Regions from separate parts of the Homo sapiens genome. Here region 2 is linked to region 1. Evidence: chromatin contacts called from ENCODE Hi-C or POLR2A ChIA-PET data. All regions are on one chromosome and are shown on one strand. Each heading gives the region's core, a stretch centred on a gene start or an enhancer-like site at or near the end of the contact. The rest is flanking DNA. Distances are from core to core; before and after follow the strand shown.

Region 1 (2,708 bases), core at 88-2,587:
AATGTGGAGTCACTGGGAATCTTGATCAACAGTTTTGGTGGAGTACAGGGAGAAAAAAGCCTGATTGACGTGGATTTAAGGGAGAGGACAAGAAGAGGAGTAGGTGACATTGAATCTGACAACTCTTTCAAGGAGTTTTGTAAAGAGGACAGAAATGAGACAGTGCTGAAAGAGAAAATGGGGTCAAGAGAGAGTTTTTCAAGATAGGCAGAATAACAGCATATTTGTAGGCTGATAACAATGTTGCTGCAGAAAGATGAAATATGTTAATGTAGGCAAGAGGGGGAGAATTTCTGGAGCCATGTGCTTGAGTAGGAAGGAGGGGAAGAGATCTAGTGCACACAAGGAGGGATTGACTTTAGACAGGGGAATGCTCAGTTCATCCATGCAGCAAAAGGAAGAGCAGTGGAGGCACACCAGTACAGGCAGGTGGATAAATGTGATGGGAACTGGTGGAAATTTTCTTTTGATTGTTTCCATTTTCCCCATGACATTGCCACTGGTATTAATCTTCTAAAATGTAGCTAGCTCTGCTTATGCCCCTCTATGGAATCAAAGTCTTTGCTAGCTTCCTGTGGACTAGAAGGTTCAGATGTCTCAGCTCTTCACAAACATGGTCTCGATCTAACTCCTTTGGAGCCACTACCCTCAACAATTGCCTGTGTCCAGCTGTCCTGGACTTTGTGTTCACTGAACAGGCCAGGCTCCTTCCAGCCTCCGTGTCTTTGCATTTACATTCTCTTGGCCCGACCAGCCCTTCTCCCACTTTTCCACGGACAAACTCTTATTCCTCTTTCAAAATCCAACTGAAATGTCACTTCCTCTCTGAAGTGATCAATGCATCTTCCCCTTTGGTCTGTGAGCTCCCTCTTTGTGTTCCCAAGTAGTGCCTGACTGCCAGATGTTACCAGATGTTTGCTAACTCCATTGAATAAATTGTCCATAAATACTTCATTTATATTGATTTTTGTCTCCTCAATAGACAATACTTTATTTCAGATCTCTCTAGCACCTAGCATGGAGGCTTGTGCATGGAACAAAATCAATGCAGACAGAAAGACAGACGGGTAGATAGAGTCATTGAGGAGAAGAGCATAGAACCACTAAAGCTGCTGAATCTCCCTTGTGGGTTATTCAAGGTATTGTTTCTGAGGTTCCGTGTAGTCTGTGTGCTCCAGAAGACAGATCTACTAGGGTAACAGATGGGACCAGTGTGTTTAATGAAGCAACAATGAACAGAAATATCTTGAGGCCAGAAACTGGAAATCCAGCCAGACTCCACTGTGGCTGGGTACCCAGAGATGTTTACGCCCATGCAATCATGGAAACTCTGCCTCTGGGCTGCTGAGAAACAGGAAACCTCTGTGCTGAGGCCGGCGTGCTGCCCACAGCCCTTTATCTGGGTAAGTCTGCATGAAGCAGTGATGCTTTCTGTTTGAAAATTAGCTACTAGCACTCTCATATTCACTGATGGAGGTAGCAATTGTCATAATCCTTTAAAAATAGCTTTATTGCATCTCTTAGACGATGAAAGTAATGTAGGATCATTTTACTTCCCAAATATAGAAATGTATTAAGAGGAAAAGAAAGACACTCTAATGCCACTCCCAGAGAAAATCAGTTAAAATTTTGGTGTTCATCATTTTTGCCAAGCTCTTTTCTCCATGTACAGAGAAGTTTATAATTTCTCGTAATTATATATATATATATATATATATATATATATATATATATATATATATAAACAAAAATGGTATTATAGATATATAGTTTTATGCCTCCATTTTTAAATCTTTCATGTGGATGAATATCAATCTACAGCAACGTTGTGAAAGCTGATAATATTCCATTGTATAGATGTACCCTAATTTACTTAACAAGTTCTCCTTTGATAGATTCCTTCTTATATTTTCACTATTATAGAAGCATAGACAGGCCGGGCGCGGTGGCTCACACCTGTAATCCCAGCACTTTGGGAGGCTGAGGCAGGCGGATCACGAGGTCAGGAGATCGAGACCATCCTGGCTAACACAGTGAAACCCCGTCTCTACTAAAAAAAATACAAAAAATTAGCTGGGCATGGTGGCGGGCGCCTGTAGTCCCAGCTACTCGGGAGGCTGAGGCAGAAGAATGGCGTGAACCCAGGGGGGCGGAGCCTGCAGTGAGCCGAGATCACGCCACTGCACTCCAACCTGGGCGACAGCGAGACTCCGTCTCAAAAAAAAAAAAAATAAGATAGTATGGAGATAGATGGAGAACATAGACCCACAAATCAGACTGCCTAGACTTGAATCCCTAGAGCCACTTAGCTAAGTTTGTGACCTCTCCGTACCTCAGTTTTCTCATCAGTAAAATGGGCATAACCATAATATCTATGGTTATTGTGGAATTCACATCTGGATCCAATAAGTTAACACATGTTATATTTTTAGAACAGTTCCTGGCACTTACTTATTGCTGATAAGTTGTAGCTATTGTTATTATGAATAATATTGGGATTAACACTCCTACATATTTCTTTGGGGACTACATTTCTAGAAGTGAAAATATTGCATCAAAGGCTGAGACTACGTTAAACTGTTCTACTTCTTTTCCAACTGTCCTCCAGAAATGTACCAACTGACTGGGGGTAGAGAGGAGGGACTGAAGCAGAACCTTCAACTTTTTTTTTTTTTTTGAGATGGAGTTTAGCTCTTGTTGCCCAGGCT
Region 2 (2,700 bases), core at 85-2,584, 170 kb after region 1:
CCTGGGCGACACAGCAAGACTCTGTCACAAAAAAAAAAAAAAAAAAAAAAAAAAAAAAAAAAATTCAAAAGAATTTATGAATAATGAGTCTTACATAAAAATTTTTGCTTATAAACAAAATTACTGACAAAACAAAAAAAATTGTTTCACAACAACAATTTGTCTATGTTCCATGATCAAGTCCTCAAATGATATCTTGAGGAAAGAACTGGTAAACAAATGCTCATCTATTATACACCCTGTTTATAACATGCACAGTACATTCTGTGAAAATACACTGAGGAGAGAACATCCATGCGGGGCCAATGAGGAACTGTTCCTCCAGTAGAAGATGTGTGGCTTTATCTAATGATAACAATTTCATTATCACCACCCTGAATACTGTGCCAAAGCTACAAGTCAGGGTTTCTGAGAGTGGTAAACACATTCACTGTTCTCACATTGATTATACATGTTTAATCCAAAATGCCTGAGTTCCCAAATGCTATAAATTTTATTTCTCCCCTCTACATTAAACAGTAATTTCCAAATACATAATTTGGAAATATGCCCAGTTTCCAATCATAATTACAAATTAATATAGTCTTGCATGCCCATACCCAGCTTAAATAAAATTCAAATTTTATTTTTAACTAATTTACTTATTTTTTAAGAGATGGAGTCTCACTGTGTTGCCCAGGCTATAGTGTGCAGTGGCTAGTCACAGGTGCAATCAGCACACTATATAGCCTTGAACTTCTGGCCTCAAGTGATCCTCCCACCTCAGCCTCCTGAGTAGCTGAGACTATAAGTGCATGCCACTGTACCCATCTTGAAACTCAAAGTTTAAAATAACAGGCAAAGAAAGGCTGGGCGTGATGGCTCACACCTGTAATCCCAGGACTTTGGGAGGCTGAGGCGGGCAGATCACCTGAGGTTGGGAGTTAGAGACCAGCCTGACCAATATGGAGAAACCCCATCTCTACTAAAAATACAAAATTCGCTGGGCGTGGTGGCAGGTGCCTGTAATCCCAGCTGCTCGAGAGACTGAGGCAGGAGAATTGCTTGAACCTGGGAAGCGAAGGTTACGTGAGCCGAGATCATGCCATTGCATTTCAGTCTGGGCAACAGGAGCAAAACTCCATCTCAAAATTTAAAAAATAAGAAGAAGAAGAAGAAAAAAAAAAGGCAAAGAAAAACTGCTACAGACCCACCTCTGGATAACGGGCAAATACTGGATTGTCCCATTCTGAGAACAAAGACTGAAGCGATTCGCTACTAACAGTATCATCCACAGTATCTAGGGCAAAAGGGAACAGGTAAAGTTGGCATCCAGAACCACAGGGAAAGGAGGGAATGGCATTTCCTGTTTGGTGAGCCATAGCCTCAAGACCAAAGGTCACGTACATTGTTTCTATGTTCTACAAATGTTCAGTGTTTGCTGTATCTCTAAATTATTTTGATCTGTTACTTTTTAAACTAGAGTTGGTGACTGTATCTTCTGGCATTACAGCTTTTCTCCAAACTGTTAAAAGAGATATTGTGGAATACTGACAGAGAAGCTATGGCTCAAATTTATAGCCTTACTGCCTTTAAGCAAAATATACCTTATCTATTTTTAAACATACACACAAAATTGATGTCTGTAGCTTTTTTTGAAGAGTTTTGCTTACATAAAACTACAGCAACTTGGAGTGCAAGTCCAGCCTTTTTAAAAATAAGAAACATGTCCCCTAATCACAAGACACCACAGACTATGCATAATCAGCAAATATTGACCTCAAGTCTGGAAAAGTAATTTCTGACCTAAATGCATGCGCTGAATTAATTAGTTCCGCTGTTAAACAGGGCCGTGGGGAATTCCTGATTCCAGTACAGCACAGCTGGCACTGATCAAGCTTAATGCAAGCCTGCTTTGTTTTTTGAGTTAGGTGGTACGATGTGTACTGTGTGCCCCAGCACTCTCTGCCACCCTTACCTCTGTTATCCTGTCTCATCACAGTCCTCTCTGCTCGAGCTCTCGGAAGGAAAGGAAGAACAAGGTCGCTTCTAAAAGGTTGACACCTGTACTGAGACCCTAAATATAAGAAAGAAAAACCTAGAAATGTGAACTTAAAATACAAGTAAACTCTTTAAAAATTTAATCACATAAAACCTCTTTCTGCACAAACTGAGTCAAGACATAAAGCAGACTACTAAACACTAGATTGAGAATCAGAAATCCTTTAATGAAATTATGCTGTCCATATAGGACTCTATATTAATGCTTAGTTCCATTATCTATTCATACCAGACAGAATGAAGACCTAGAATAGGTCACTGTGATTCTCACTGGGGGGCAATTTTGCACGAGGGGACATTGGCAATGTCTTGAGACCCTTTTTTTTTTTTTTGAGACGGCGTCTCGCTCTGTCGCCCGGGCTGGAGTACAGTGGCGTGATCTCGGCTTACTGCAACTTCCGCCTCCCGGGTTCAAGCAATTCTCCTGCCTCAGCCTCCCGAGTAGCTGGGATTACAGGCATGCGTCACCACACCCGGCTAATTTTTTTGTATTTTTAGTAGACATGGGGTTTCACCATATTGGCCGGGCTGGTCTCAAACTCTTGACCTTGTGATCCACCCGCCTCGGCCTCCCAAAGTGTTGGGATTACAGGCGTGAGCCACTGTGCCCGGCTTGAGACACTTTTCATTGTCACAACTTGAGTAAAGGGTTCTACGTTC

Evidence for each region. Hi-C counts contacts between places; a loop is a spot of excess contacts on that map. ChIA-PET counts read pairs that join two places held with the same protein, here RNA polymerase II (POLR2A). Pooled maps may share reads with other maps.
Region 2: POLR2A ChIA-PET joins it to region 1 with 25 read pairs in activated CD4-positive, alpha-beta T cell. The contact joins two enhancer-like sites. A Hi-C loop is called at or near these places in 5 of 50 pooled maps. POLR2A ChIA-PET finds 5 or more read pairs at or near these places in 2 of 52 experiments (HEK293T and activated CD4-positive, alpha-beta T cell).

Annotation. Positions count from the first base shown.
Region 1 is chr14:74,866,619-74,869,326 of GRCh38, forward strand. All of the region lies in intron 2 of PROX2 (prospero homeobox 2), which reads right to left. Among named protein-coding and RNA genes, the nearest start is that of PROX2, 8.2 kb to the right of the region's middle. Within about 2 kb of position 1,338, at least 7 of the 41 ENCODE cell types and tissues checked have a DNase peak (open chromatin) inside an H3K27ac peak, as active enhancers do.
Region 2 is chr14:75,040,422-75,043,121 of GRCh38, forward strand. It overlaps MLH3 (mutL homolog 3), which reads right to left. Exons shown (of 13, transcript NM_001040108.2): 3 at 1,958-2,056; 4 at 1,194-1,279. Among named protein-coding and RNA genes, the nearest start is that of MLH3, 9.7 kb to the right of the region's middle. Within about 2 kb of position 1,335, at least 5 of the 41 ENCODE cell types and tissues checked have a DNase peak (open chromatin) inside an H3K27ac peak, as active enhancers do.